Linked DNA regions of Homo sapiens: region 2 is linked to region 1. Evidence: chromatin loops called from intact Hi-C (ENCODE). Cell type or tissue: CD14-positive monocyte. All regions are shown on one strand. Links, peaks and the distances in the headings refer to the core of each region. The heading gives the core; the rest is flanking DNA. Region 1 holds the start of BRD3 (bromodomain containing 3). Region 2 holds the start of LOC105376314 (a long non-coding RNA gene).

Region 1 (15,758 bases), core at 816-8,815:
CGCAGGGTGATCCTGTTAAAACCAAGTCGGATCAAGTCACCGGTCTGCTCAAAACCTCCCAGGGGCTCCACGTGACTCAGAGTGAAAGCGAGTCCTGCCCCACCCTGGTTGGTGGGGCCTGGGGTGACCGAGTCCTGAGACCTGTGTCCTGTCTCCTGTGACTTGCGGCCCTCCCTCAAGGCCTGGACAGCAGCAGGCTCCTGCCCTTCCAAGGCCTCCAGGTAGCTCCCAGAACACCCTTCCTGCTGGGCCCCCAGGCAGCACAGACACTGGGGCCAGCCACACGGCCTGGTCCTTCCACTTCCCCACGAGGCTCCTGAGGGTGGAGGAGTCAGGCACAGAGAGAGCTCACGCCAGTTATGGGCACCAAGCACCACACGCAGCTCCGCTGAGACTGCCGGGCAGCACCCTGACAGAAGGCCCAGGCTGTGCTGCTGCTGCCTCCCAGGGCCCAGATGTCAGCTCCCAGGTGTCGGTCAGGTGGGGACATTCCCAGTATCCACTGCTGCTGCACAGGCCCAGAGCCAGGAAATGGGGCTGAAACTGACCTTTGGGGATGTGGGGGTGGTCAGGGCACAAAGGAAGGCTCCCAGGCTGCAGGCCAGCTTCCTCCAAGCATGAGGATGGACGGTCACAGCTCAACATGGGGGCCTGCTTATGCTGCCGTCAGGATCCCACGCCTGGCCAGATCAGGCCCTCTAAGCCACCCACTTCCAACCACCTGACCACTGTTTCAAACCGGAGACTGAGAAGGAGCCCAGCTCCAGCCATGGACACCGGAGTGCATGCCTCGTCCTGGGTGGGGAGGGCAGCCCCGCCCGGCCATGGACTGTGAGCTTGAGCAAGGCAGAAGGAGGGGCGCCCCAGGCTCTGCTTGGCACCAGCCCACGAGCCACGGCAGAGCCGTCCAAGGCCCAGCCCAGAAGCCCTCTTGCTGCTGCCAGGGAAATCCCGGCCAATGTGGTTAAAGCTCTGGGGCTGCACCTGGTGCCAGCATGTGCTCACTGAATGCCAGTGGTCACTACAGGCCCTGAGGGTGCAGTTTGCCTCCAGCTCCGCTACCTGGCAGAAACACACCAACCCCAACAAGACCTGGAAGGCTGAGGGGTGCAGTATAAAAAGCCCCTGGCACACACGGGCAGGCGACTGCCCCACCCTCGGTGGTGAGGCATGGTGATCTCACCTCTCCTCTCCTGGAACACAAACCCTGCCCTCTGAGACACCTACACCCCACACACTCAGATTTTGCAAAAACTCGAGGACAACACGATGCCATGATAAGTGGCCCTGCCTCCCCCAGAAGCCCTTGGCATAGAAGCGGAGCCCCCAGGCAGCCTGGCACCAGCCAGTGGGAGGGGCAGGGAGGGAGGGCAGCCAGAGGGCAAAGGGGTGGCATCCCCCTCAAGCCCCCTCCGCTACCAGGTACTGGGACCCACCACCTGGCAAGGACCACGCCGGGCAGGAGGAGACCAGGAGGCGACAGTCAGGTGAGAGCCCGGGGTGACCCCTCCCTGTGGGAGAATGTGCAGTTCCCAGAGTCCCAGTGGGGAGGGAGGGCTGAGACGGGCTCAGTGCCTCAGGTCCCCGTCCACAGCACATTCACACCATGTCATCCCCTCTGGGGCCGAGGGCTGGTCCCGTCTGCAGACACCTTCCCTCCAAGCACAGTGGGTGGACAGGCTAGAGCCACAGCCAGGGCCTGGCTCTGCCACCCTCAGTGTCTCAACTGTCCAGACAGAGAAGCTGAAGAAACCAGAAGGCGTCTGTGCAAGAGAGCCCCACACAGACACTGGAAAGAACCAGGGCAACCTGCAGACCAACTCGAAAGACCTCCCCTAGGGCGACGGAAATGAGATGAGGCAAACAGCTTCCCGACCAGAGCCCATGCACCTTCCACGTCTGTGCAGGGAGCTCGGGGCCACATCCCGAGATGGGAAAGACAACTGAGGCTTCCACAAAGAAATTACAATGAAACAGACACTGGCCAGGCCAGCTGAAAATCAGTGATGGACTACGGTCCAAATCAACGTGGAGGTTCCAACAAGAGAAGGACGGTGGTGGGGTCACCCTACCCCAGCCTGCGAGTGCCCCAGAGGGTGCACAAGCAGGACAGCCACCCTGTTGCAGAGTGTGGTGCTTTCACACCATGTTCACCCCACCTCAGCCCTCTGGCCCAGACGTCGGTGGCTCCTCTGCCAGGTGAGGTGAGGTGAGGTGAGGTGGGAGCAGACAGTGGAGAAACACCACAAACAGCACAGGTGGTCGGCCAGGGCCACGAGCCCTTCAGCTCACCGATGCCGAGACCCCACAATCCCCACAACAAACCTGCAAGGTCAGAATAATTGCGCACGTGTACGGACGACTAAGCTGAGGCCCCTTCCTCCTTCACCTCCGGAATGCCACCTGAGCGCAAAGGCTTTGGGACACAAAGCACTCAGCAGTCGGCAGTGGAGGCACAGCCCAGGATCAAGACCCTGGGCTTCCTGTCCCAGGCTCCTCAACCTGCAGGCGGCCACACAGCAAGAAGACCCTGGGAAGTTAAAGAACGAGGCGCTCCTGCTTCCCCCACCCTCAACGGCCAGCAAGGACACAAAGGCAGCCCAGGGCAGGGCCAGCCGCCAGCCACAAGGCCCCTCCAGAACCCAAGGTCCAGTGGAGACTCTGAAAGGGCTGATTGCAGGGCCCCCACGGGGTCCACACACCAGACACAGAGGCCCATGCAGAAAGGCGGTAAGGGGCCCCCCTGGGGTCTGCACACCCGACACAGAGGCCCTGCGAGAGGGAGGCATGGAGCGCCCGCGGTGTCGGCACACCAGGATTCACAGCCCGGCTCTCCACCCCCAGCTGACCTCGCTGTGAAGAGATGGTTTGTGCTGAGAGCTTAGCAAGGCCGTCGTCTACCGAGTGCTTCCCACCACAGCCCATGCGCAGGCATGAGAGTCATGCCTCCCGCAGGCCACAGCTTCACTCATGCAAGGACATTCTGGGGGCCGGGACGTCCTAGCCAGTGGCTAGAACTGGGTGTGACCATGGGCCCCCTTGGCTGGGGAGAAAAGGAGGTGCCCCTAGATCCCAAGTCCCCTGGGGCCGCAGCAAAGGGAGGAGGACCTTGCATCACTCCAGGGTGCCACGTGGACGAACAGAGGTAACATTGGGAGTGTGGCTGGCAGTGTTGGACATTCAGAACATGTCTGCCCAAAACAAACATGGCCTTCGCTTCTCCCAGCTCCCAGAAACAAAGTAAACAGAAGGATCACGTCTGGACACCAGGGACCAGCCCCTGTTACATCCCTGTCCCCCCCAGGCCAGAGCCTGACCACTCCGTGTCACCTGCCTCTACTCCTGTAGTGACTGTCAACTTTTTGGATTTCAGAAAGCCAAACCAGCAAGGGAAGCCTTTTCCCGGGGGGTAGAGGTGTCTCTCCTACACACACCCCTACCCCAGGGTCTGAGATGACATCCCAAATCAAACCCGGTATTCTGCAGAGATACACAAAGGTTCAAACTACAGACAGCCTTGTATCAGCTGTAAAGGGGGGCCAGATTTTGCTGCAAAAGAAAAAACCCAGTATCCCCTCGCTCAGCCCACTGTGTCACCAAGAGGGAGGGTGGGCGGCTGGCCGAAGAGGGCTCCATTTTATAGTCCAGGAAGGGGTGGCCTGGGCCCCACAGCTGGTGGGGCAGTGGCACTGGATCTGAAGCAAAGCTGGGCACTGGAGGCTGTGCCTTGGGCCGGTGTGCTGGCAGCGCCTGCTGGAGGAGCCAAGGGGCACTGATTCAACACTGACTGTATTTCCGGAACCAGAGTTAGTATTGGGGGTATGGTGGCGTTGTGGTTACAATCTTTCAAAAGTCCTCATCTTTCAGAGATTTGGACTGAAAGTTCTATGAATGAAATGTGTCTGGAATCTGCTTCATGATAATGTGGGGGGTGAAAATGAGTGGGGTCTGGAAGAAACGGGCCAGCCCAGAGCTGCCCCCGCCCGCGGAAGCTGCTCAGAGGGAAGAGGGTGCACCTCCCTTCTCCCCGGGCCCCCAGCACCCCGTTCCTCAACACACACTCTGCATCCTGCGTCCTCACAGCAACTGTGGGGTCCAGGGTTCTGCCTTGCACCCACTCTCCACCTTCATGCGATGGGGAATAAGCCGACGGGACTCCTGTGAGGAAGTGGGGCAGGGGTGGGGCAGATGGACTCAGGTGGAGTGACTCGGGCTGGAGGAAGGCAGCGGTGCCAGAGACCCCAGTGCCTTAAAGTCTAGACACGAGACACACAAAACCTTCGTGCCGCAATCCCTCCTTCACCCCTCGCAGCTGCCCTGCGGGAATGTGCAGCAGAAGGGGGTGTGGTCTCCTGGGGGTAAACCCTTGCTCCTTTTCTTGGGGAACAGGGGGGCCCCACACCACAGGGACCCTGGACACTGGAGGGGCTGGAAGCCTGTCTGCTAAAATGTGAACCGAGAAGGGTCTGTGAGCATGTACAGTGCAGGAAGAACTCATTTCACCACTCAGCCCTCCAGTGGTGAAGGGGCTCCCACACAGCCTGCTGGCAGCCACCTCGCTCCAGGGGGCTCTTTGCTGTGCGGGCAAGGCCCCCTCAGGAAGGCAGCCTGGCCATCAGCAGCCTGTCGCAGCAGCAGCAGCAGCCTTGTCCTCAGCAAACGCACTCCATCCCTGGGACCATGGCAGGGAAGCGGTGGGTCCTTGGGGGACAGGCCTGGGGAGCCAGATGTGCCACTGCTGCTCTCCCCTGGGCACTGCAGGACAGGGATGGAGCTCTGTCTCCCAGAGGAGGGGGCGGAGGCTCAGAGACCCTCCCTGGGGTCCACCTCCCCGGGTCTCCCACTCAGCTGCCCACAAAGCCCATGCTAGAGAGCCCACAGGCACTGCCTGCCGGGCCCAGCAGAGACAGAGGCAGAGGCCACCCTTGCCAGTCGGGTAAAAGTCGGAGTGAGCAGGCAGCCTGCCTTAGACACAAGAGGATCCGAAACTGCCCAGAGAGGAAACTCAGACAAACCACAAAAGTCCTCGAACGCCAAGCGAAAACCCAGCAGTGAGTGGGTCTGGTGAAATCCTCAAGAAAGACCCAGGCCATGCGCAGTGACTCAGGCCTGTGACCCCAGCACCTTGGGAGGGGCAGGAGAATCCCCTGAAACCAGGAGTTCGAGACCAGCCTGGGCAACATAGTAAGGCCCTGATTCTACGAAAATTTAAAAAAATTAGCCAGGCCTGGTGGTGCACCTAGAATCCCAGCTATTCAGGAGGCTGAGGTGGGAGGATCACTTGAGCCTGGGAGTTTGAGGATACAGTCAGCTGTGATCGCACTGCTGCACTCCAGCCTGGATGTCAGAGCAAGACCCTGACACACACACACACACACACACACACACACACACGATCTGGAATGCCATGGAGATTTCCAAAGTAGCCAGCGGGGAGAGGGCAGTGGCCAGGCTCCCCTAACACTGACTAGCCCCCTTCCTGGGTCCCACTCATGCCCCATCCAAGAGAGGCTCTGTGCTGGACATGGAAGGAATGTTGGTGAGGTGGCCCGAATCCTACCTATCCTCACCCTTGCTGTGTGGCCCCAGGCAGGCCCACCTCTGGCCCTGAAGCTGTGGGTGGCCCCCTGAACCCTTCCCAAGGTCCCTGGACTCTGCCTTCCTCTCCATAGGGCACAGGAGGACCTGAATGAAAAGCAGAAATTCAGCCCCCTTTAGGCTGGCCCAGCCCAGAATTCATCAGAAAAGATGCTGAGTCCAGGGCTGTTTCAGGGCTGTGGACAAACAGGGAGGGAATGGGAATCTGTCCAGTTGCCACCAAAGAAAACACCCAGAAATGCCAGTAGCAGTCTCCCTGACCCCTCCTGCCATTCCATGGCCCTCTTGGGGAGCAGAGACCCAGAGGGGCAGGAGCAGGCATGTCGCCTGGGCAGCACAGCAGCCTAGCCTTCAGGCACTCCACAGAGGGAGGACAGAGGGGTGCTGCCTCCAATGCCACACCCTGGGGCAAACCAGCCAAGGGGCAGCGGCTGGACCATGGGGGCATCTCCAGCCTGGCCTGGGCCCAGAGCAAAAAGTCCTTATTTGGGGTCCAGGGATGGGGAGTCCCAGCTTTCAGCAAACAGGCAGGGTTGGGAGGACAGCTTACCAAGGCCATTCCAGCTATAGCATGAGTCTGGAGGAGCAGTGGCAGGGAGGGGCAGGGCTACATAGCTCTGCAGGGGCTCAACCAGACCTGCCAGCTAAAGGGTGGGAGACAGGAGCACTGGAACCAAGGGTGGGGGTGCTGGAGGAAGCTAGGGGAGGCCTTTCCCAGGGGCTCCCCATTCCCCATGGGTCTCCAGCCCTGGAATTTCCATAGCTCTGGGCCTCTGTACCTGTGTCCCTGACTGGATGGCCCCCACTGGGGCACTCCAGCCCGTCTCCTGGACTCTGTCCTGCGTCAGTGGGGGTCAGATGAGCCCCATCTTCCATAAGTGGAGGGGACGCTCAGAGGTGAAGGGGCACAACGTCGCCCAGGCAGAGAAGGCCAGAGCCAGCTTGAACAAAGCTGGACATCCATGCCAGACTCACCGCCAACACCCCACAGCCCCAGAATTCTCGGGATAATGCTGGGAGCAGTGCTGTGATCGGCTGTGGCAGGAGGGAGCTGAGTCTGTGAGAAGGGATCCCAGCCTGCTGCCCCCACAGCCCCATCTAACCCGGCCAACCTAGCACCTGTCCCCAGGCGGCCAGAGGGGCCTCCCCAGCCCACGTGGTGACCAGCGGCCACCCTCCAGGACTCGGGAAACTGGATCTGTCAGGGCAGGGCTGCCTTCAGTGACAGACGGAGCCAACTGCTTCCTTCTATGGAGCCAGGGGAGAAGTCGGGGGTTGGGGGCCCCCTGTAGCCCTGGAGGAGCCCTGGGGAGGGCAGCTGGGCATCGTGGGCCCCACCCAAGCAGGCACGGCCAGCCCTGGCGCCTACTCCCCAGGGGAATCTGCCCAGTGCTGTGAGCCCCCCATGCACAGCGCACCTGCTCTCCTGCAGCTGCCTGGCCGCCTGGAGGGCCCGGCTCTACAGGCCCAGCCCTGTCCCGGGGCGCTTCAGCAGACTGGTGGGGCTATCCTGGGGCATGGCCCCAGACACGCTGGGCAGGTGCAGCTGCCAGCGCTGCCTCTCCCGTGACTGTCCCCTGCACCCCACAGTTCTCCCCACTCTGCACCCACCAGTGCCTTCTAGACCTAAGACCTCATATGCCTCCTGCTTTCTGAACCCAGGGCCTGTGCTTCTCCATGGCCCCACGGCCCTGGGTGAGCGGCCTCTCTGAAGGTTTCCCTTCCTGCCATGACGCCCCCACAGCCTTCTGGCCACAACCCGTCACCTCTTCCAAGCTCCGTCCCTACCCGCCTCTCTACCCACTCCTCGAATAGAGAGGACTCAAAGGACGCTCTACCCCCGTGGGACCCTCATGAGGCGCGTGAGGAGGCCCGACCCTCCACACATGCTGGGAACGAGGAAGTTGGCCCCACAGACACTGGTCAGGCCCTCCCAACCCCAGGCCACCGCCACGTAGTCAGGGTCTCCCACGGGTCTGGGAAGGGCAGGAGAGCCACGACTCAGGCAGGGGACTCTCTTCAGAGGGGCAGTGAGTGAGGACAGCACCTGGCCCTTTAGAGGGAAGGAGACACCGTGCTCTTAGAGGGACACAGCCTCAGGGTCAGGCCCTGGTGCTCCGCACTTCCTAAAACAAAGCTGCGGCAGGCCCACCTAGCATCCATCTGTCTGCTCCATCTCCTCTCAGCCGGCCTGACAAGAACCAAACTCACAAAACACCCCGGCCCCAGGAGACAGGCCTGGCCTCACTGCTGTCCCACTCAGCCATGCCGAGCCAGGACAAGGGGCCAGCAGGGCCGCAGCTCTCAGACCATCCCCTTGGTTATTTCGTCTATGTTCTCTGCTCACCCCCAACCACAAATGCCGAGGACTGCAGGACGCCCCCAGGCCTGTTGCCGGGACAGACCGGAGGCAGAGCTAAGAGCAAAGCGTGGGCATGCAGCACATCTGTCTGTGAGTCCACAGCCCACGGAGCCACCGTGCTTGACCCTTGCCTCCTACCCAGCCCCTGGTACCAGCGAGGGCCTGGTCAGCATACCCAGGGCTCTGTCCTGTGGTGTGGGCAGATGGGGGCGGGTGGCACCCTGGACCCGCAGGCTCACACAGCTGCCCCTTTGCACATTTTGCTCCTTGTGGGATTGTCAGGCCAAGGCTCCAGTGACGCATGGCACAGGGAGGGCATCCTCTCAGCCGCTTATAGTAGATTCTTCCTTCTGCCACATGACAGGTTATAGCTACAATACTCAGCACTCCTGCAGGGGCCGGGCACCTCACACAGATGCATCTGTGCCTCATCTCGGTCAGTGCTCACACGGAGGCTAAGGCCGTCCCGCCCCAGAGTCCCACAGCTCCCAGGTACCGACTCTTAGTCCCAGGTCCTCACAGGTGCACTGAGGGCACTCCCTCTGCCCCAGACTCCAGGCCTGGCCAGCAGCCGCCTCTGCAGATCACACCCGAGTCCACTGGGTGCTTTGCAAAATGCTGCAGCTGGTTATCAAGCCACACTCAGAAAGATCCAGCCGGCGACTCCTGAACATCACTGCACCCTCAGCGGGACACTTTTCCAAGTGGCTGGAAAAGTTGTCTCCCACAATACCGGATTAACTTCTGACGAACTCAGTACCTTGGGGGCCTGCGGCAAGGAGGGGGGCGGGGGCATGTTCCACGCCCCATCTTCCCAACACCAGGCTCCGAAGGCCCTGTGAGGAGGCAGCCTGCGAACTGACTCTCAGGGAACAGCCACAGACTGGTGCGAGACGCAGACAGCCAACAGCACGGACACAACAGGGTCCGAGCCTCCAGCCACACGCACAGGTCCTGGCTCCACTGCGAGCTCAATCAGGAGTGGCCAGAAGACTTACAATTTAAACCACCAACAGGTGAATGGCCCAAAGTGACACTTTCTCTTTAAAAGAGCTCTCGGTCAGGCATGGTGGCTCACACCTGTAATCTCAGCACTTTGGGAGGCTGAGATGGGTGGATCACCTGAGGTCAGGAGTTCAAGACCAGCCCGGCCAACATGGCGAAACCCCATCTTTACTAAAAAATTAAAAAAAATTAAAAAAAATAGCCAGGCGTGGTGGCGGGCACCTGTAATCCCAGCTACTTGGCAGGCTGAGCCAGGGAGAATTGCTTGAACCCAGGAGGTGGAGGTTGCAGTGAAGGGAAATCATGCCATTACACACCAGCCTGGGCAACAGAGTGATACTCTGTCTCAAAATAAGTAAATAAATAAATGAGCTCTCAAGCATCTTGGCCGAGCATGGTGGCTCACGCTTGTAATCCCAGCACTTCAGGAGGCAGAGACGGGTGGGTCACTCACGGCCAAGAGTTTGAGACCAGCCTGGCCAACATGGTGAAACGCCATCTCTACTAAAAATACAAACAAACAAACAAATAAGCAAGCCCTCAAGCCTCTCAGATGGCAGGAGCCCAGGAACCAGAGCAGGGAGGCCCGGGCACAGGGGCCCATGATGTCTGTGCCCATGATTTCACAGGAAGGAGAATAGGCAAAGAAAACCCTATGCTCCGCCACCAGCTGGGCACCTCTACAAGGTGGCAGTACCAACAAAAACACAGGAGCAAGGCCATTCTTGGCAAACGCTGACCCAAATGCACCTGGCACCCCATCATGCTTTGCTACCTGTGCATCTCTTCTGCTCCAACAAGGGGGCGGAGCCACAGGGGTCGGGAAGGCCCAAGGCAGACCCGCAAGTTCCAAAACCTTTTACGGCAAGAAGCCTTGCATTCTACCATGATTCATCCAGTTACCTTCTAGCTTCAACCAGATACTGGCTTCGTGATATAAGGGACCTGCTGGCTAGGCACGGTGGCTCATGCCTGTAATCCCAGCACTTTGGGAGGCCAAGGCAGGTGGATCACGAGGTGAGGAGTTCGAGACCAGCCTGTCCAACACAGTGAAACCCTGTCTCTACTAAAAATACAAAAAATTAGCTGGGCGTGGTGGCGGACGCCTGTAATCCCAGCTACTTGGGAGGCTGAAGCAGGAGAATTGCTAGAACCCGGGAGGTAGAGGTTACAGTGGGCTGAGATCGTGCCACTGCACTCCAGCCTGGGCAACAATGCGAGACTCCATCTCAAGAGGAGAAGAGAAAAAAAAAAAAAAAGGAACCTGCCTAGGACAGGAACCCCGTCAGGTCAGTTATACTTTGATGACCGGTCAAGGAAGCAAGAGGAGGATCCTCTGACCAACTGCGTTAACTGCTTTGAAAACCAAGAGACCCGCAGCACGACTTCAGGCATGCCCCCACCTCCCAGGCAGCAACGCTGGGAAGAGTAGGCCCCGGTTCCCCATACCCCGCCCCGGTACCGTGTGTATCCACAGCAAAACATGGCTCTTCCCATCGACAACTGGGCATAGCTGTTGGTTTTGTGCCAATCACCCCACTTGGGAAACCCTGAGCCACCATGCCTCAGGGAAAGTGGTGGCACTTCCTGGTGGCACCAGGAATCGCACAAGGCCATCACTGCCGCCTGGTGCACAGGGCTCCCGCGGCTGGCATCTCCAGAGCCTGGAGGAAGAGGGTAGAGGAAGGTAGCACCGGCTGCAGCAGGCCTGGCTGCTTCGCTCTGCACACCCCCACTTTCACTTTCTGGGTATGACTACTTCGGAGTGTAGGGCAGGCACTGTTTGCAAGTCCCGTCCTTCATTCAAAGCTCACTCACTTCCGAAGCAGGCGCGAGCTGTTGTCAAAGGAAAGTAATTACTCTACTTTCTAAAAACAAAACAAAAATAAAAATGGAGTGACTGCCCACTCGGAGAAAGCTTTTGAAATCCCTCCTCCCCGGATGTCCCAACGGCAGGGCTCAGGCTGGAGCTGCTCCCACAGTCTTTCCAGGCACCCGGTGCCCTGCTGAGGCACCGGGCCTCTGAGGCTACCCGGAAGGTCAGAAAGAAATGCCCCTCGCTCGCCTGCAGCCCGTCCTGTTACAGCGTGTGCCTTATCTTTCATGATCAGTAACCACCAGCACCCATCAAGGCCTCAACAGAGAAAACGGCAAACACAGACCTTTATTTGCAAATGAGAGGCTGCATCAGGGCTGCCAGGGAAGAACCCGGAGGGAGGGCTCCCTAACCCCCGAGGCCAGCCCCTTGCAGGGGTTCAGACCTTCCTTAGACCCCGTTGGAAGCCAGTAACAAACTACTTTCCCCAGAAAAATGCCATACAACTTTGCATAGATTCCAGGATCTCCCCAGGCATACTACATGGACCCAGGAAAAAAAAAAAACCCTCCATTTTAAAGAAAAGAGTAAGGGGAAAAGCCTACAAAAGAGCAGGGTAAAAAGAAAACTCTTTTCCTCTTCTGTTCCTTCTCACAGGGTAGGGCGGGGGAGGACGGGACACACGAAGCTGCCTCTTGCAGTTCCAGCCCAATTACTCTGCCCACCAATGCACTACAGTCTCCCCTCCTGGTTAACTTTTGCAGACAATGACCAAGTTTAATGTAAGGGGGAGAAATCCCAGTATCTATTTCTGAGCAGAAAGCTTTCAACCAAAATTAAAGATCGCAACCACTCAAGGATTGGGTCGAACGGAGGAACCCACACGATGGACGCCGGGTCCCTGCCCCCGGTGGGTCTCGGCGGGCCGAGTTCTCGCCCTCCAGGGAAAGGAGGCCGCGCGAAGCCCCCATCCCGGCCCTGCCCCCGAACGAGCAACCGGTGGAATAAGACTTCCCGCACGCCCCAGCTTTATTCACAGAGAGCCCACCAGGGCCATGTGGGTGTACACGGTTCGGGGTGCGCATTTCTCCCCGGATGGGCTTGTATCACGTTGTCACTCCGGCGCCCCCCAAAAGTGGGAAGGAGGGGAAGCACCCCCGTCCCTCCCGCTCCAACTCGCCCTCGCCCGGATTAAGCGATTTTCAGGCTGATTTCAAAACGGGAACTGGGTCTCCCCCTGGTTTGGGTGCAATAATCCGGCAACTCAGGGGGGCTCAAAGTCAGCTCTGGGCCCGTAACTCTGGGAGGAGGCCGCGCAGAGCCCAGGGCCGAGCCCGGCCTTGCCCCCCGCCCCGGCCGCGGCGCGCGGCGACGGTCCCCAGGCGCGGGCCCCAGCAACGGCTCGGGAGCGAGGCCGGCGGAACAGGCGCGGGGAAAGTGGCCCCGCGGAGCGCACGGCCGCAGGCCGGGGCCGCCGCGCGCACCTTCCCCCTCCGCGTCCTCCCTGGGTTCCCCCTTCGAAAGATGGCGGGCGGAGGAAAGGGGGAAAAAAATCCCTTCCGTGAGGGAGGGCGCGCGGAGGCCGGGCTGGCGCGGGGCGCGCGGGCCGCGCCAACTCCGGGCTGCGCGCCCCGGCCGCAGCGACGCCCCGAGTCCGGGACGGAGGCGGCCAAGCGGGAGCGGGAGGAGGGGAGCGGAGCCCGCGCCACCGCCGCCGCCACCGCCGCCGCGACCCCGGGCGGCCGCCGCGCTTTGTTGCATCGTGGCCGCGCACAAAGGCGGCGGCGGCGGCGGCGGCCCCGGGCGCCCGGTTCACCCGGACGCGCCGGCGGACTGCGCGGGGCGCTCGGGGCCGCGCTCCCCGGCCCAGCCCGGCCCGCCGCCGCCCGCGCCGCCCGCCGCCCCGCGCGCGCAAGGAAGCAAGAGAAAGGCGTACTTGGCCTCGCGGCTCCGGCGGCCGTCCCCTCCCGGCCCGCGCGGCCGGCTCCTCTTTGGCTCGCCGGCCCCGGCAGCATAATAGACGCGCCGGAGCCGAGCAGGGCTCATGCGCTGCGCCGCGGCGCCTGGCGGGAGTCGTAGTCCGCGGCCGGGCCCGCGCCGGGGCCGCCCAGGGGAGGCCGCGGGCGCGCGGACTACATGTCCCGGCCCCGCCGGCGCCGCGCCCCGCCCCGGGGGCCCCCGCCCGCCCCGCCGACCCGGCCGAGAGCGGGCCTGGCCCGGGGGGCGCGCGGGGGCGGGGCTCGGCGCCCGCCCGGCAGGGCAACAACGCTGGGACCCCGTGGGCCGTTCCCCGCCCGGGCCCGCACGGCTCTCCTCACCCCGTGTCGGGGACAGCGCCTGGCGGCGGATTTTCCGGTGCCCCAGGACGGCATGGAAGAAGCGGGCACGCAGCCAGCACCGCAGCCCCCGTCCGGGCACCCCGAGGCCCGCGGGAGCCACCCTCGAACCCCGGCCGCGCACGGGCGGGGCGGCGCGCACCTGCCGGGAGCCCGTGTTTGTAAACAAACCGCGCGCCTAATTAGCCTGGCGGGAGCGCGCGCGCGGGGCGGGGGGCGGGGCGTCGGTGCGCGCGGGCAGGTCGGCCCCGCCCGGGGAGGAGCCGCGCTCTGCCGCGCCCTCCGTGTCACCATCTCCCCCACCCGACTTGCTGGGGCGCGGGCGCCCAAGTTCGCTGTTGCTGGAGAGGGCGCCAAGTCCCCAGAGCTGGCGAAGAGTTAGGGGTGCTCCCAGCTCTGCCTGGGGACCTTCTCGCCCCAAGCCCCGGTTTCCCCATCTGCCCAGTGAGGGGCGGGAACTAGATACCAGGTTCCCAGCCTGAGATTCCGGGAGAGGGCCACCCCTGGCCCTTTTTCTGTATCTTGAAAGGTTCAGCCCGTGGACACGTTTTGCATCTTGTTTTGGGTGATGACGACTCGGGTTTACACATAAATCAAGTTGTGGGGGGGGGGGTTTTGTTGTTTTTTTGGTTTTTGTTTTTTTTTTTTTTTTTTGAGACGTTAGTTTCGCTCTTGTCACCCAGGCTGGAGTGCTGTAGTGTAGTGAGTGGCTCGATCTCGGCTCACTGCAACGTCCGCCTCCCGGGTTCAAGCCATTCTCCTGGCTCAGCCTCCCGAGTAGCTGAGATTACAGGCACCCGCCACCACGCCCGGCTAATTTTTGTATTTTTTAGTAGAGATGGGGTTTCACCGTGTTGACTGGGCTGTTCTCAAACTCCTGACGTGAGATGATCCGCCCACCGCGGACTCCCAAAGTGCTGGGATTACAAGCGTGAGCCAACGCACCCGGCCACATAAATCAATTTTAATCCAGCTGTAACTTAAGGTGGTTACACGTTGTGTACATTAGACCCCAATAAAAACGTCAAAAACAAAACGAGGTTCCTTGGTGCCTGCTGAACCTGCCAACTGCAAGGTCGAGTTTCCTTGTGTGGGCTGCACCCACCCCAAGCCCCTGGGGTCCCCAGGTGTGTTCCAAGTTGAGCAGCAGCTCCACTGCCTGAAATGCACACATCTATGCAATATTCACAAAGTGAGTGCCAGCACAGAGACAATTCATCCCCATGCTCACCCAGAAGGCAGGTGTTCTGTTCCAGGCTGACAGGTAAGGAAACAGGCTCAGTGAGGCAAAGGGTCCTGCCCAAGGTCACAGAGCCAATTTGCAGGACGGCTGAGACCCAAAGCCCCGGGGTCTTAGGAAGAGTTTGCAGGGGAAGCCAACACCTTTCCCAATCCTGTCCCTCTGTTTCTGCTGGGAGCCCAGGACCTTCTCACACTCCAGGGCAAGGCTCTAGGACGAGGTTCCAGCCTTGCCTTTCTAGTTGGCAAAATGGACAAAGTGCAGTCCTCAGGCGCAGGAAGGTCGGGGAGGGGGAATATGAGAGGTGAGGATCTGCAGGCAGTTCCCTTAGAACTACCATCCTGGTTGTGTCCCCAAACCCCCGGTGCAGTTCCTCAACCTACAGGCTTCTGTGTTAGCCACCTTGGAGGCTGCAACCCATTCCTGCTGTCTGCATCTCATCTCCTTGGGTATCTTGAGCACTCTGACCACCAGGATGGCCACCTCACCACTTACACAGACCCCACTGCACTCCTCCCAAGGCTAGAACAAAAAGCCTTTCCGCCTGGTCTTGACCTCAAGGAACCCAGGTACATGCACACAGCAGGCTGCCCTGACCAGCCAGCGTGTCTGAGGCTGCTGACCAAATGCCCCCAACCCTTATGGGCCTCCCACTGCCCTAAGGTGACCCCCAGGAGTATGGCAGGAACCCAGGCGCTCCCTGGGCACTGGCTCTGATGGAAGCACCAAGGTCCCCTTCTTTCCCTTCCCGCTGCTCACCCACACATGAGTGGCCCGGATGGCTCCATGGAGCCAACTTTCCCGAGGCTGGAGAAGTCTCTAGGAAGCAGAATCTGTAAGGGAACAGGACAGAAACTCTCATTTGAGCATCTCAGCCCCTGTGCTACTATCTCTGAAGACTAGTTTAGGGGCCACAGTGGCAAACAGCTGAAAGCCAGCAGGGCTGCCATTGAGAAGGGATTTGGGGTGGCTCTGCAGTCCCCTCCAGCCCCTAGCAGCCCATCATCCTCTCCCTTCCTGCTCAGGCTCTTGGAATTTTAACCTCTGGTACTGCTGAATTTCCCAAGTGAAGCCACTTAATCTCCCCGACCCAGGTTTCCTCCCCTGTCACAGGAGGATAAAAATAGAACCTGATCCCGCAGCTCTGGTAAGGGAGGGGGGCATGTGCAAAGGTTGGGGCTGTGATCAGGAGCAGGCTGCTGCCTTTGCCTCCTTGGCCATCACTCACCTCTCTACCTTCACGTTTTACTTCCTGAGCCTCCTTGTGGGCTGTCTCACGGCTCCATGAGAGCAGAGCACTTTGTCCATGAGGTATCCCTAAACATCCTTCAACAGTATCTGGCACCTAGTGGGTGCTCAATACATAGTTGTTGAATGAATAAATGTTCTCTTCTGCACCTC
Region 2 (15,758 bases), core at 3,427-11,426, 870 kb after region 1:
CTTATAAAAGATAATATTTAATAGATGATGGAAGTATGAAAACATGCTCAACTTCATAACTAATCCAAGAAATGAAAACTTAAATCTCATGAGATGACTGCAGACACTAAAATTTTTCTAAACAGCCAACTCTGCAAGGTTTTGGTGAAGAAGTGTCAGAAACCTTGGTACAAGCACTTCGGAAAACTGGCAGTATTCCCAACAATTCCCTACGACCAGCATATTCCATAACCAGCGATGTTCAGCTCAGTTCTACTCAACAGAGAGGTGTGCCCAGCTGGAAAGAAGACACGTGTGAAAATGTCCAGCCCCACGCCGGAAACAACCCAAACGTCCATCCGCAGCAGAATGGGGCCGTCAGCTGAGGTTCGTTCATACTGGAGCATCCTGTAGACCCATAAAATGATCGGATTCCAGCTTCACGCAAAAGCTTTGTTGAAATCCGCAAGCACACGGAGCATCCAGGGCGCCAGCACTAAGGCATGCGAACTGTTCATTTGCATCTGTACAGAGTTTGAAAGTGGGCAAAACTGAACAGCAGTGTGAAGGAATGCATGCTCGGTGGCAACGTGGAGAAAAAGGCCCAGACCATGCCAGTGAGATGACCGCTCCCTTAGCAGGGGCCAGTGAGACGACCGCTCCCTTAGGAGGGGGAGCCCTTAGGCCTGGAAGGGGCACGGGGGGCTGGAGATGGGTTTTGGCTTCATTGGGTGATGCAGGTTTAGTTTATGCACTCTGGTGAATGGGTGTTAAATTTCACTTAAAAGAGCAAGCTTAAATAAACTATTTAAGTAAAATAAATAGAACACATAAGGGTCACCATCGTCCTGTATTGCTCCCACCACAAGCTATAGCCCAGCTGTCTCTGGGAGGTTTGGGGATGTTGAATGCCTGCTGGTTCACTTCCCTGTTGCAGCTCAGGCTTCTGGGAGGTTGAGCAACCCCTAGCCTGGCTGTTGCTTCACGTGCTGGGTCTGCAGCCTGAGATGAGCCTTGGAAGGATACAGAGGGAGAGGCCAGCCAGTGAGGCTGGTCAGAGTGGGGCTGGTCAGAGTGGACAGAGGGAATTCCTTCCCCCTGGACCATGCCCACCCCCGAGGGGTTCTGACCCCATGGGTCAGCAAGGCAGAAACTCTCACACTGTAAAATGCAACAGTTTATTATGAAGAGAAGAAGTGTGGCTGCAACCAAAAGAAAATATAATCTAGCAAAAAGCCTGGCTGCCCAAGCCCCAGGAAGGGTCCTTCTGGCAGATGACACAGGATCAGTCACAGGCTGCTGTGCGGATCATTGGGGATATGCCCTCACCGCACCCTGCCCCTCGAGATTACAACCAGGGCAGCCAGAGGGGTCCTGCTCCACTTCCTCCTGGAGTTAGTCATCCCCAGGACAGCCTCTGCGGCCTCCTCACCCCCAGGGTGTGCCATGTGGTACTTCCTCTCTGCTCTAGTGGACCTGGGGGTCCTTGCTGTTTCTGTTTTGTTTTTTTTTCCTGAGACAGAGTCTTGCTCTGTTGCCCAGGTTGGCGTGCAGTGGCGTGATCTCGGCTCACTGAAGCCTCTACTTCCCGGGTTCAAGCGATTCTCCTGCCTTAGCCTCCTGAGTAGCTGGGATTATAGGCACCTGCCACCACTCCCAGCTAATTTTTTGCATTTTTAGTAGAGACGAGGTTTTGCCATGTTGGCCAGGCTGGTCTCAAACTCCTGGCCTCAGGTGATCTGCCTGCCTCAGCCTCCCAAAGTGCTGGGATTACGGGCTTGAGCCACTGTGCCCGGGTGTTCCTTGCTATTTCTGAAATCAAGAAACATCCTTATAACTGGTTTATGCTTGCCATAGGGGTGCCACACTGTGCTCACCTGTTGAAGCTCAGGTAATACAGCGACAATGCCACGGAATAAGAAGCCACCTGAGAGAGGGTGGGGCTCGCTGCACACCTGCTCTGGGTCCACACACCCCAGGAGCTGCATGCAGATGACTGCACAGAGGAGCCCTCCCAGGCACGTTAGTTCAGGACTCCACGTATGCGGGAGGAATGGCAGAGACTCAAATGACACTCTCCAAATATCCCCAACAACTGTGGACAGGACAAAGTTGAGTTCCCGGCTCACCACAGTGAGGGACAGTGCCAGCTCAGAGTGCTACAGCAGTGCCTCAGATCAGGAAGGGAAGGAAAGGGAAGGTCCAGCTTCTTGAGAGCTCCAAGTCTGGTTTAGGGTGGATCTTCCAGAGGGCTGGGTCAGGGGATTTCGATGTAATAGTTTTGGGTGGGTGCACACAGTACAGCCAGTACCTTGAGATGAAGAGGGTTCAAGAGTCCTGGAGCATACACTCTGGATTCCTGTTGAAGAGTCAACGGGAAGAGTCTCTTGGTTGCAGAGATTAGTCCCACCATCAAGGACTTGAAAGACATAGGGGTGGTGTTTCCCACCACATCCCTGTTCAACTCTCCCATTTGGCCTGTACAGAAGACAAATGGATCTTGGAGAATGACAGTGGATGATCGTAAGCTTAACCAAATGGTGACTCCAATTGCAGCTGCTGTACCAGATGTGGTTTCACTGCTTGAACAAATTAACACATCTCCTGGTACCTGGTATGCAGCCATTGATTTGGCAAATGCCTTTTTCTGCATTCCTGTCCATAAGGCCTACCAGAAGCAATTTGCCTTTAGCCTGCAAGGCCAGCAATATACCCTCACTGTCCTATCTCGGGGGTATATCAACTCTTCACCTTCGTGTCATAATCGTGTTTGCAGAGGTCTTCATCGTTTTTCCCTTCCACAAGGTATCACACTGGTCCATTACGTTGATGAGATTATGCTGATTGGATCCAGTGAGCAAGAAGTAGCAAACGCACTGGACTTATTGGTGAGACATTTGTGTGCTAGGGGGTAGGAAATAAATCTGAGTAAAATTCAGGGAACTTTTCCCTCGGTAAAATGTTTAGGGGTCCAGTGACGCAGGGCCTGTCGAAATATTCCTTCTAAGGTGAAGGATAAGTTGCTGCATTTGGCACCTCGTACAGCGAAGAAAGAGGCACAACGCCTCGTGGGCCTATTTGGATTTCGGAGGCAACACATTCCTCATTTGGACATGTTACTCCAGCCCATTTATTGAGTGAACAGAAAGGCTGCTAGTTTTGACCTACATCCTGAACAGGATAAGGCTCTGCAACAGGTCCAGGCTGCTGTGAAAGCTGTTCTGCCACTTGGGCCATATGACCCAGCAGATCCAATGGAGCTTGAGGTGTCAGTGGCAGATAGGGATGCTGTTTGGAGCCTCTGGCAGGCCCCTATAGGTGAATCACAGTGGAGTTCTCTAGGATTTTTGAGCAAGGCCCTGCCATCTTCTGCAGATAACTACTCTCCTTGGGAAAGACAGCTCTTGACCTGTTACAGGGCTTTAATGGAAACTGAAAGTTTGACTATGGGTCATCAAGCCACCATGTGACCTGAACTGCATGTCATGAACTGGGTGCTTTTTGACCCATCTAGCCATAAAGTGGGTCACGTACAGCAGCATTCCATCACCAAATATCTACGTGATTGGGCTTGATCAAGTACTGAAGGCACATGTCAGTTATATGAGGAAGTGGCTCAAATGCCCATGGTCTCCACTCCTGCCACCCTCCCTTTTCTCCCCCATCCTGCACCGATGGCCTCATGGGGAGTTCCCTATGATCAGTTGACAGACAAAGAGAAGACCAGGTTCACAGATGGTTCTGCATGATATGCAGGCACCTCCCGAAAGTGGACAGCTGCCGCACTACATCCCCTTTCTAGTACATCCCTGAAGGACAGCGGTGAAGGAAAATCTTCCCAGTGGGCAACTTCGAGCAGTGCACCTGGTTGTGCCCTTTGCATGGAAGGAGTAATGACCAGATGTGTGATTGTATACTGACTCATGGGCTGTAGCCAATGGTTTGGCTGGATGGTCAGGGACTTGGAAGAAGCATGATTGGAAAATTGGTGACAAAGAAATCTGGGGAAGAGGTATGTGGATGGACCTCTCTGAGTGGTCAAAAACTGTGAAGGTATTTGTATCCCATGTGAGTGCTCACCAATGGGTGATCTCAGCAGAGGAGGATTTTAATAATCAAGTGGATAGGATGACCTCTTCTGTGGACACCTCTCAGCCTCTTTCCCTAGCCACCCCTGTCATAGCCCAGTGGGCCCATGAACAAAGTGGCCATTATGGCAGGGATGGAGGTTACACATGGGCTGAGCAACATGAACTTCCACTCACCAAGGCTGATCTGGATATGGCCACTGCCGAGTACCCAGTTTGCCAGCAGCAGAGACTAACACTGAACCCTTGATACGGCACCATTTCCCAGGGTGATCAGCTAGCTACTTGATGGCAGATTGATTATATTGGACCTCTTCCATCATGGAAAGGGCAACCATTTGTCCTCGCTAGAATAGACACTTCAGATATGGGTTTGCCTATCCTGTACGCAGTGCTCTGCCAACACTACCATCCATAGACTCACGAAATGCCTTATCCACCATCATGGTATTCCACACAGCATTGCCTCTGACCAAGGCACTCACTTTACAGCTAAAGAAGTGTGGCAGTGGGCTCCTGCTCATGGAATTCACTGGTCTTACCATGTTCCCCATTGTCCTGAAGTAGTTGGATTGATAGAATGGTGAAATGGGCCAGGCGCGGTGGCTCACGCCTGTAATCTCAGCACTTTGGGAGGCCAAGGTGAGCGGATCGCCTGAGGTCAGGAGTTGGAGACCAGCCTGACCAATATGATGAAACCCTGTCTCTACTAAGAATACAAAAATTAGCCGGGCATGGTGGCATGCACCTGTAATCCCAGCTACTCAGGAGGCTGAGACAGGAGAATCGCTTGAACCCGGGAAGTAGAGATTGTGGTTAGCCAAGATTGCACCATTGCACTCCAGTCTGAGCAACAAGAGCAAAACTCCGTCTCAAAAAAAAAAAAAAAAAAAAAAAAGAATGGTGAAATGGCCTTTCGGAATCACAATTACAACGCCAGCTAGGTGACAATACTTTGCAAGCCTGGGGCAAAGTTCTCCAGGAGGCTGTGTATGCTCTGAACCTGCATCAAATATATGATACTATTTTCCCCATAGCCAGGATTCATGGCTCCAGGAATCAAGCAGTGGAAGTGGAAGTGGCACCACTCACCATCACCCCTAGTGACCCACTAGCAAAATGTTTGCTTTCTGTTCCCGCAACATTATGTTCTGCTGGCCTAGAGGTCTTAGTTCCAGAGGGAGGAACGCTGCCACCAGGAGACACCACAATGATTCCATTAAACTGGAAGTTAAGATTGCCATCTGGACACTTTGGGACAGGACCTCCTCCTGCCTCTAAGTCAACAGCCTAAGAAGGGAGTTACAGTGTTGGCTGGGGTGATTGACCCAGACCATCGAGATAAAGTCAGTCTACTGCTCCACAGCGGAGGTAAGGAAGAGTATGCATGGAGTACAGATTTCTTAGGGTGTCTCCTCTGTGATTAAGGTCAATGGGACCTCCTGCCCTGTAATTAAGGTCAATGGGAAACTACAACAGCCCAGTCCAGGCAGGACTCCAGTTGGCCCAGACCCTTCAGGAATGAAGGATTGAGTCACTCCACCAGGTAAAAAACCATAACCCAGGCCAGGTGCGGTGGCTCATGCCTGTAATCCCAGCACTTTGGGAGGCCGAGGTGGGTGGATCACCTGAGGTCAGGAGTTCGAGACTAGCCTGACCAACATGGCAAAACCCTGATTCTACTAAATACGAAAAATTAGCCAGGCATGGTGGCGCATGCCTGTAATCCCAGCTACTTAGGAGGTTGAGGCAGGACAATGGCTTGAACCTGGGAGGTGGAGATTGCAGTGAGCCGAGATCACACCATTGCACTGCAGCCTGGGCAACAAGAGTGAAACTCCGTCTCAAAAATAAATAAATAAAAAATAAGAACCACAACCCGCTGAGGTGCCTGCTGAAGGCAAAGGGAATACAGAACAGGTAGTAGAAGAAGGTAGTCATCAGTACCAGCTACAACCACGTGACTAGGTGCAGAAATGAGGACTGTAATTGTCATGAGTATTTCCTCCTTATTTTATTAGGAATATGTTTGTGCATGTATACCCTTGTACTAAGAAAATATCTTCACTTTATTTCTTCTTTTTCCTTCTACCATGTGACATAAGATTTATTGACTTCATATCAACATTTAAGTGTTGTTAACTTTATATAATATCATTTAGGTTAAGGATTAGTGTGCTTCCAGTTGTACGAAGGACAGCTATATTATGTTAGGTGTAATTATGACTTTATTATTGTCTTTATTTGAAAATTACATATGATACCAGGAGAATGTGTATGGGTTCAAGTTGACAGGGGGTGGACTTGTGATGATTAATACTGAGTGTCAACTTGATTAGATTGAAGGATGCAAAGTATTGTTCCTGGGTGTTTCTGTGACGGAGTTGGTAGAGGAGAGTAACGTTTGAGTCAGTGGACAGGGAGAGGCAGATTCACCCCCAATCTGGATGGACACCATCTAATCAGCTATGAGCGCGGCTAGAATAAAGCAGGCAGAAGAAGATGGAAGGACTAGACTTTCTGAGTCTTCCAGCCTTCATCTTTCTCCTGTGCTCGATGCTTCCTGCCCTCGAACATCAGACTCAAGTTCTTCAGTTTTTGGACTCTTGGACTTACACCAGTGGTTTGCCAGGGGCTCTCAGGCCTTTGGCCACAGACTGAAGGCTGCACTGTCGGCTTCCCTACTTTTGAGGTTTTGGGACTCAGACTGGCTTCCTTGCTCCTCAACTTGCAGATGGCCTATGGTGGGACTTCACTTTGTTATCGCGTAAGTCAATTCTCCTAATCAATTCCCCTTCATATATACATCTATTAGTTCTGTCCCTCTAGGGAACCCTGACTAATACAGGGTCTTTAGGGAGATTCCTGCAATGAGCAATGAAGTCCTTTGCAAGTTTCATCTTCCTGAGCAAGAGTCTCAAGGAACACTAAAGTTCTGCTAATGCAGACCTTGGGGGTAGATGTCCAAGTTATGGCCTCAGCAGGTGAAGCAACATCACCAAAAGCCCAGCGGAGAGCCGTGGAGTCAGGAACCGACTTAGAGTGACACCTAGAGCCAGGTTCTCCTTAAAATGTGCCACCATTGCTGGTGGAGCTTTCCAGGACCCACCGGCCCCAGTGGGCACCTGAGAGCAGCAGCTGTGTCCCCTTCACCCACCCAGAGACCTGGCTCCTCCAGGCACCAGAGCTGCCACAGGGCAGTTGGCTCCCTCCGGAGTGGGGGTTGGAACCAGTGTCGAGCCCAGGCGTATCCCCTGGGCTGGGCTATCCCCGTCCCTCTGTTGGGACACGCCCCCTCATTTTCTGCTTATCGTGTCTGGCTGGTGGTGGGAAGATGGACAGCTCGCCTGGCTGGACCCGGTGGGGCCCTCCACACATTACTCTTTAGGGTCCTGTGAGGAAGCAGAGGGCACCTTTGCTTGGCTGTGAGGACAGACTGTGCCTGCAGCCCTGCCGCTGGGGAGAGGTTCTCTGCCGAGTCAAACCAGAGCCCAGACCCCAGGAAAGGGACCAAGGGCTGCCTGCTCCACCTCTGTTTGGTTATTTCTTATTGGGGGGAAGAGGAATCCAGGACTTTCCTTGAGCAATGCCAGATGCGTCCACACCCATGGGCTTCCTCTCCTCAACCTCAGGACACACGGCCCTGCTTCCTCCTTGTGGCTAACTAGCCCCACTTCTGCCCCTGCTTCCTCCTTGTGGCTGACTAGCCCCATTCCTGCCCTAGGTTCCTCATTCTTTTCTCCAGAGAGGCACGCTCTGTCACCATGTGCCGGCTCCAGGACAGGGGTTTTCGGAAGACCCATGGAATTATTCCATCCCCAACCCCTGGGCAGGGACCCAGCAGCTCACGGAGTTGACCCAGCCTGACCCCTCACTACCTCTTCCTCACCAATATCCCACCTCGTCCAGTCCTCAGGACAGCCCAGGCCACCCCTGCCTCCTGACTCAGGCATCAGGCCCCAGCCTGGGAGCATGAGGTTTATTGAGCACCTGTTATCCCCCTGAGTGGGAGGCCTCCCAGCAGCCCCATGCCTGTGTGAGGAGCAGGGACTGTGGGTCCACACAGACCGGGGCTCTCCCCACCTGGGATGCGGGACCTTGGACCAGCTCCTGGCAGGCCATGCCAATAAGGGCAGGTGAGAGCTGCAGCCCCTTCTGCTGAGAGGGAGAGACAGCCCTGCTGAGAGTTGGGACAGTCATGCCAAGAGCAGGGAGTAGTGGTGCTGAGTTTGGGGGACAGTCATGCTGAGTTGAGGGAGAGTCGTACTGCACAGAGCAGTCTTCTCCCTCCCCTCTCCCCGTGTCCCTAGGTCCAAGCAATGGTTTCTCTTGGCCTTCCTCCCCTTTGCTCCATCTCCCAGACAAATGGCCATAGTCCTCCCAAGGGTTCTTCCAGCAAAGGGAGCCACCTGGATGGAATGCCAGTCCTCCTCGGGTCTCCAGGGAAGAGTGGGTAGATTTGCTTTCCCCACCTCCTGGTAGGTGTGCTTGGGGGGAATGCTGCTGCAGAGAGCAGGGTGCGAGGATGTTCTGGGGCTCTGCAAACACCAGCGGACACCAGAGAAGCCAAAAATCCAACCTCGAAAGGCCTGGGGCCGGGGTAGGCACCATTATCCACCAGTGCCGCGTCCCCACAGACTCCTTTCTCTCCCTCTCCCTTTATCCCACACTCCTTCTCTTTCCCTGCCTCTCCTCCATGCCTAAACAACACTTTCTTGTGTTTAGTGCATAGCTTTTTATTTTAACCATGTTCTTTCAAAATGAATCTGTGTGTGTGTATTTTTAACTTAGGTAAATGGCATCTGTGGCACCTGGCTCTGAACATTACTTCCTCCACCGAATTTGCATCATGCACGTGTGACTTTTACCATCACCCATCCTGGTGCATCTGCATTCAGCCCGACGCTTTCCACAGCCGTGCCACACTCCCCGGGCTGCACCTACTGGGTGACCCAGGTGGCCTGTAAGCCTACCTTCACTCCCAGCGCCAATGCTGCAGTGCCACCCCCGCCCCCAATCGCCGCCTCCCCCCCCTACCCGCCCCCGACGGAACCTGTGTCAGAGTCCTCCTGGCTCACACCAAGGTGGGGACTTCGAGCAGTAAAACTGGACTGTATAGAAAGGCTGTGCTCCAGTGGGGGCCGTGCTGGCTGTTTTTTTTTTTTTTTTTTTTTTTTTTTGAGACAGAGTCTCGCTCTGTCGCCCAGGCTGGAGTGCTGTGGTGCGATCTCGGCTCACTGCAAGCTCCGCCTCCCGGGTTCACGCCATTCTCCTGCCTCAGCCTCCTGAGTAGTTGGGACTACAGGCACCTGCCACCATGCCCAGCTAAATTTTTTGTATTTTTTAGTAGAGACGGGGTTTCACTGTGTTAGCCAGGATGGTCACGATCTCCTGACCTCGTGATCCACCCGCCTCGGCCTCCCAAAATGCTGGGATTACAGGCATGAGCCACCCCGCCCGGCCCGGTGCTGGTTTCTACATTTTCCCACCGACTCTTTGCACGCTCCTGCTTCCTGAGTGTGCCCGGGATTTGGAACATCTTGCTGGTGCTCATGAGCTTCACAGTGGACAACGTAACTGCTGCCCGAGTAAACTGCTCCTTCCTAGCTTTCTCTGCGGGAACTGCTGCCTTTCACTGCTCATGCCTTAGCTCTAGACATCGACCTTTGTGGGCTTCAGACATTGCAAATCTCTTCTTCCTTTCTATCAGCTCTCCGTGGACTTTGCCCCCTACAGTTTTTTGAGCTAGTAATTTTGGCTTCTAAAGTTTTCTTAGCTGAGTGTGGTTGCTCATGCCTGTAATCCCAGACCAGGTGTGTGCGTGTGACCCGTGAGGCTCTGCAGTGGAGAAGACAGACCAGGTGTGTGCCTGTGTGTGTGTGTATGTGCACGCACACCGTGCTCCCCCCTCAGAGCCTCGGTTTCCCTATGTGTAGCGAGTTTGAACCAGAATCCCAGCACTTCAGGAAGCCAAGGTAGGAGGATTGCTTGAGCCCAAGACTTCAAGACCACATGGCGAGACCCTATCCCTACAAAAAAATAAATTAGCCAGGTGTGTTGGTACATGCCAGTAGCCCTAGCTGCTCAGGAGGCTGAGGTGGGGGGATCCTTTAAGCCCAGGAATTCGAGGCTGCAGTGAGCTGTGATTATACCACTGCACTCCAGCCTGGATGACAGGTTGAGACCCTGTCTAAATAAATAAGTTTTCTTTAAGAAGGCTTTTGCAGCCCTTAAGCCCTAAAGATACTCTGCAGTCTTTTGGCTTTCTGATTTTCTACTTTTCCAATCTGGCCCTTTAATCCATGGAGTCCTCCCGTGTCTGTGACCCACAGGTGTAGAAATTCATTGCTGACCTCTATCTGCTAAGCAAACATCAACCAGACCACATGCTCCTTCCCCATTGGATTTGCAGTGTTGCCTTTGGGATTTAAGTTCCCACTTGGGTCAATGTTGGCCATGTCTCTGGGCTCTTGGTTCTAGGCCGTTGCTCTTCTTGCCAGTGCCACGTGGCATTTATTGCTGCGTCTTTGCAGGGCATCTTCCTATCTCACAAGACAAGCCCACGCCCTTTGCCCTTCTTTTCTAATGTTGAGCTAGCCATCTGAGGACCTTAACTCCTCCATCACTGCTGAGCTCCACAAGCACTCTTGATTGCGATTGCGTTGAATTTGTGGGTTCGTCTGGAGACACTCGGCATTGTCCTGACATCAGGCCGCTGCTTCTGAGAGTGTGGAGCGCGCAGAGCCCTGCCCGTCTTCAGACTGTCTTCCACATCTTGTATCAGAGTGGACATTTTTGGTTGATTCCTAGATACTTAATGAATTCTGTTCCTGTGGTGAATGGCATCTTTTTCAGAATTATATTTTCTAATTGGCATTGCTGGGGAAAAGAAATGGTTTGGACTTCTGTAGGCCCAATATGTCTAGCAGAAATAGGCCATGTATCTGTCAGTCCTACTGGTGTTTTTCTACATAGATCATTTGATTAGGAAGAAGTCAATGACTCACTAAAAACGAAGCCCAGAAAAACTAGTTCTCCATTGTCTAGAGTGGTAAGAACTCATTCTTTACACACGTGCACGAACGCACACATGAGTGCACACACACACACACACACACACAACCTGGTCTGTCTTCTCCCCTGCAGAGCCCCATGGGTCCTGCTTGGTGTTATGTCTCGTGCTCCATTCACAGCACACCAGGGACACAGGTAGCAGAGCTCAAGCCTGCTTGAACAAACAGGCCAGGTATTCATAGAGTTCTGGTAGCAAGGGAGTAAATTCTGCCCGATTTCTTTCCTCCAGCCTCAGAGGTGTCTTCTTCCTCTTCCTGGAGTGACTGGGGGGTGGCTACCAAGTTTGAAAGGCAAAAGCCGACCCAGCAGACCCAGTTCCCTGCCCCTGGTAGCCTCTCCAGAGGGCACCTGATGGCAGGCCCCTCTGGAGGATGGGTGCCTCCTGCCAGATAAACTCCCTGACTCCAGATAGTCCAGGCTGCAGTGCCCAGTGGCAGCCCAGGCCAGGGAAAGGGTGGGCGAGAAGCCAGGGCTCCAGTACAGCTTTGAGCAAGCTCTGCAACAGGACGGACTCCAACCATTGAGACCAGATGACCTTTCAGAGCCTTCTCTGCTGAAGCTGACTCTCCTCTCCACCCCCTGACCCCCCACCCTGCCCCGCTGGCTCCGTCTTCCAATTCCAGGAGTCACTGTCGCCGTCAGCTGGTGACCCTGCCACTACTCAGGCCTCATGGGCAGGCAAGGGTCCCCCGGCTCTTGTGTCAGGATCTCCTTTGCAGTAAGAGATCCTAACATCTGTAGAGAATGGGTTCAGCAAAAGGCACACCTGCCAACAGGGTGGTTTGTTCCAGTGCTCAAGGCAAAGCCGACCAATAACATGCTTAGGACGTGGGAATGTGAGATGGGGCAGCTGTGGTAGAAACAGGCTGGCAGCTCCTCCAACAGCCCCCAGCAGCAACCTTGGGAATATACCCAAGAGAAATGAAACAGGCCTCCACACAAACCCCCGCACAAGCACGTTCATAGTAGCACACTTCACAATCCCCAAAAGGTGGAGGTGACCCAGGTACCCTCAACAGAAAGGGATGAACACAGTGTGGTCTCCCCACAGAGGGGAGAGTCCTTCCCCGTTTCCTCTGTCCCCGTGCTGTCACCTCCTCCCTGCCCAGATCCCTGGGCTGGCAGCAACATTGCCCTTTATAAAGCCCCCTACCAGCTACAAAAGGTGAGGTGCTTATCAGCCCTTATGAGGGAGCAGAGGGCAACAAGAGTGAGCCACGGAAGGCAGGGAGCATGGGTCCAGGCAACAACAGGGCAAGCCCTCCTAACATGCCCCACATGAGAAGCCAGGCCACACAGCCCAGGATTCCACTGACGGGAAATCGCCACAATGGGCCGATTGACAGACAGAGAGAACATTCCTTGTGGCCAGGGGATGAGAAGAAGGGTGGCAGGGGGGTAACAGCCAAAGGGTCCAGGGTTTCTTTTAAGGTGATGAAAATGTCCTAAAACTAGAATATGATGATGGCTGCACGATCCTGTAACTATACAGAAAACCTGTGCACTTTAAAAGGGCGAATTCCGCCAGGCGCAGCGGCTCCCGCCTGTAATCCCTGCACTTTGGGAGGCCGAGGTGGGTGGATCACTTGAGGCCAGGAGGTTGAGACCAGTTTGGCCAACATGGTGAAACCCCATTTCTACTAAAAATACAAAAATTAGCCAGGCGTGTTGGCGCATGCCTGTAACCTTAGCTACTGGGGAGGCTGAGGCAGGAGAATTGCTTGAACCCGGGGGGTGGAGGTGGCAGTGAGCTGACATCACACCACTGCACTCCAGACTGGGCAACGGGGTTAGAATCTGTCTTTAAAAAATAAATAAAATAAAATAAAATAAAAGGGTGAATTCTATGGTCTGTGATTTACATCTCAACAAAGCCTTTACGTTGGACAAAGAGTGCTGGGATGAAGGTACCGAGTGGGCCTCCCCCAGCACCCAGGCCCAGGGGTTCTTAGATGGTGAGGAAGGGAGCCTGACTCTGAATACTTTAAAGGGGGGATTTTCTCTAGCCCAGGATAGCAGGGTGGGACAGGCCCTGCTCTGCTATGCAACATGGTCTTTTCTTCCTCTCCCCTCTTCCTTCCTTCTTTTCTCCTTCCCCTTTCCTCTGTCCCAGCACTGTCACCTCCTCCTTGCTCAGACCCCTGGGCTGGCAGCAGCAACATTGCCCTTTATAAAGCCCCCTACCAGCTAGAAAAGGTGAGGTGCTTATCAACCCTTACGAAGGAGCAGAGGGTGAGAGTGAGGACGTCGGGCATCACCACCCAGAGAGACAAACCAATTCATGCTTGGGACTATTTGGAGGTCAGCGTCGGCCTTGAGGCAGAGGAACCTGGGGCTCCAGCAGTAAGCATCCCTCACCCTGCGGCCCACTTTAATTTCCCAGAGATAATAGCACCGGCGCCGAGTATCTGCCGGGCACCTGAAGACGGATGGCCAGTGTTTGCAGGGTAATAGTTTGTGTCAGAGTAAACTGGAATTTATACCCCGGGAGGCAGATAATCCCCTTTAGAACTCTCCAGCCTCCCTGGGACTGGAGGGGCTTTCACAGGCCGCTTGCTGAAGACATAAACAAAGACAGCTCCACGGAAGCACCCTGCTGGCCCCAAGTCCTATTTTTAATATCTTAATTGAGTCTCCAAACCCTAGAACACGGTGGCGCGACCAAATCTCCAGCCTCCACCGACAGCTCTGTGTAGGAGAGAGGTCACTGTCACCTTCCACAAACCCGGGAAAAACAAACTGGGAAGCAGGGTCGGTTTTGGAGAAGGGGCAATTGCTGTTTTTTTGGTGGTGGTTGTTTTTGTTGTTCAGCTTTGTGTATATTTTTAAAGCTTATGAACAGATGAGAAAACTCCAGGCACGTATTCTCACCTAAGTTAAACTAATGGTTCTCAAAATCCCAAATTATTTTACTGCTTTTTGTTCCCCAGAACCAGCTCACAATCTGCTTCGCGCTTGATTTAAAGGCGCTGACAAGCTGCTGCCCGCTCCCCAGCACGGTGGCGAGACTGGATTGGGACTGTCATATATAATGCATGGAGTCAGGGCCGCGAGCCGGGTTGTACGCGTGTGTGATCCGCTCTGGAGCGCTGTTCCCAGAGCCATTGTGCAAACATATTTACTCTGCATAAAAGAATGGGATGAAGCTGCAAAGGACATTTGTTCATCGAAGTGGATTTAATTTTTAAACTCGCATTAGGACAGGATCAACCTTGCTGAAGGGTATGGTGATGTGGGTGGAATGTATAAAACTAATCTAGGATCCACGTTGCTACGGGAGGAGCGCTGGGTGGAATTAAATATTTATTGCACATAAATACCTTGTCCGCCACCTCCCTCACCCCTGCACAGTCACCTCTGTGTAGCGGGTTCTCTGCTACAGTAGAGGGCAGAGCACGGGACCACGGCTTCTTCCATCCTCCCAGCACCCCGATCTGGTCATGGCAGTGACAAGAGACAGCTGGGGGTGGGCACGTGGGTTTGCAGGCTCACACACGCACATGCACGCACCCACACACGTACACACACTGTCCCTGCCTGGGTTCTTTCTCTCCTTCTACAGAGGAGCGCTCTCTCAGAGGCAGAGAGAGCCCAGCCAGCCATGGTCACCATTAAGTCACCTCCATCATACTCTGTGAGTTAGGGGGGCAAGTGAGGATGTGATCCACCAATCCCCAACGAAGAATCCTAGGGAAGAATCTGATTGGCTAGTCACCTGCCAGTCATCACAGCCGAGGGAAAGGAGGGGTGGAGCAGCGACTCCACCAACTACAAAAGGTGAGGTGCTTATCAACCTTTATGAGGGAACAATGGGTGAAGACAATGACCAGGGTGCAGGCAGGCTGACCATCCCATCGGTTTGCCTGGAACTGTCCTAGTATTAGCAATGACAGTCCCATGTCCCCAGGGCAAACCAGGGTGGTTGGTCACTGAAGTTCAAGTCCCTCTAGACATTTCCAAACCTAATTAACAAGTTGGGGAAGCGAGCTGTAACCCGTTTCTCTAGCTCTTTATTTGTGTGATTTGGCCAGAAATTGCTTCAAGAGGAGACGTTCAAAAAGGAACAAAAAATCAGAACTGAAACAATGTCGGAGGGCACTTTGGGGTTTCTTCAGCAAAATGCAAATCCCTCCATTATCTTGTGGTTTAAACCAAAGCTGCCTTTTGGAAACTCCCGCTGATTCTCCAGCCTCATGGAGGGTGGCAGGTTCCTCTTTTAAGTGTTCCAGGCTAGGAGTTGCGTGGTTAACGCTGGGGTAATACACACTCTGTATTTGCTACCACAGCCCCCCACCCCTAGAAGTCTCCCAAGAGGAAATCGGTGGTGTGGTCATGCACAGCTCCTGTGCTCCTGATGGAGACTGTTGTGGATCCAGGGCCATCTAGACATCTAGGTATTTTCAGCTTTCTTCCCTTAGGACAAGAGGACCAAGGCCTGAGCAGCCCTGAATCGCTCCCATGATGGCCCAAACAGGCACGGAGGAGGGTGATTGGTCCCTGAGAATGTGGATGCCTGGAGCAGTTCACGGTACTGTCTCTGCCTCGTTCTGAGCCTGCACTGGGGCCTTGGGTCCCTGCAGAGCTGGTGGCCCACAGCTGGTAGCACTGTCCAGGTGC

What was found. Peaks named below come from ENCODE experiments on the same cell type or tissue, not always from the same donor. Only the 100,000 strongest peaks of a DNase experiment are listed, where the experiment ranks them.
Region 2: it touches region 1 in a loop (4-fold over the local background); 2 of 110 quality-filtered maps call a loop at or near these places.

What each region holds. Positions count from the first base shown.
Region 1 is chr9:134,055,228-134,070,985 of GRCh38, forward strand. It overlaps BRD3 (bromodomain containing 3), which reads right to left and starts at 12,799. Exons shown (of 12, transcript NM_007371.4): 1 at 12,718-12,799. It overlaps LOC100130548 (a long non-coding RNA gene), which reads left to right. Exons shown (of 3, transcript NR_135126.1): 2 at 1,423-1,487; 3 at 1,735-3,578. RefSeq lists enhancers at 4,386-5,127, 4,932-4,981, 5,002-5,181, 7,362-8,273 and silencers at 12,245-12,494, 12,675-13,404. In CD14-positive monocyte, for the core only: no CTCF peak of the experiment used is centred there; a DNase peak (open chromatin) is centred at 5,034; H3K4me3 peaks cover 1,680 bases; H3K27ac peaks cover 1,530 bases.
Region 2 is chr9:134,921,656-134,937,413 of GRCh38, forward strand. LOC105376314 (a long non-coding RNA gene) reads left to right here and starts at 14,869. Exons shown (of 4, transcript NR_188683.1): 1 at 14,869-14,918; 2 at 15,560-15,758. LOC124902302 (a long non-coding RNA gene) reads right to left here. Exons shown (of 2, transcript XR_007061846.1): 2 at 15,135-15,758. RefSeq lists enhancers at 3,361-3,500, 6,857-7,715, 7,716-8,573, 11,382-11,441 and a silencer at 9,054-9,173. In CD14-positive monocyte, for the core only: CTCF peaks have their summits at 5,186 and 5,413; DNase peaks (open chromatin) are centred at 3,576, 7,006 and 7,726; H3K4me3 peaks cover 4,518 bases; H3K27ac peaks cover 6,782 bases.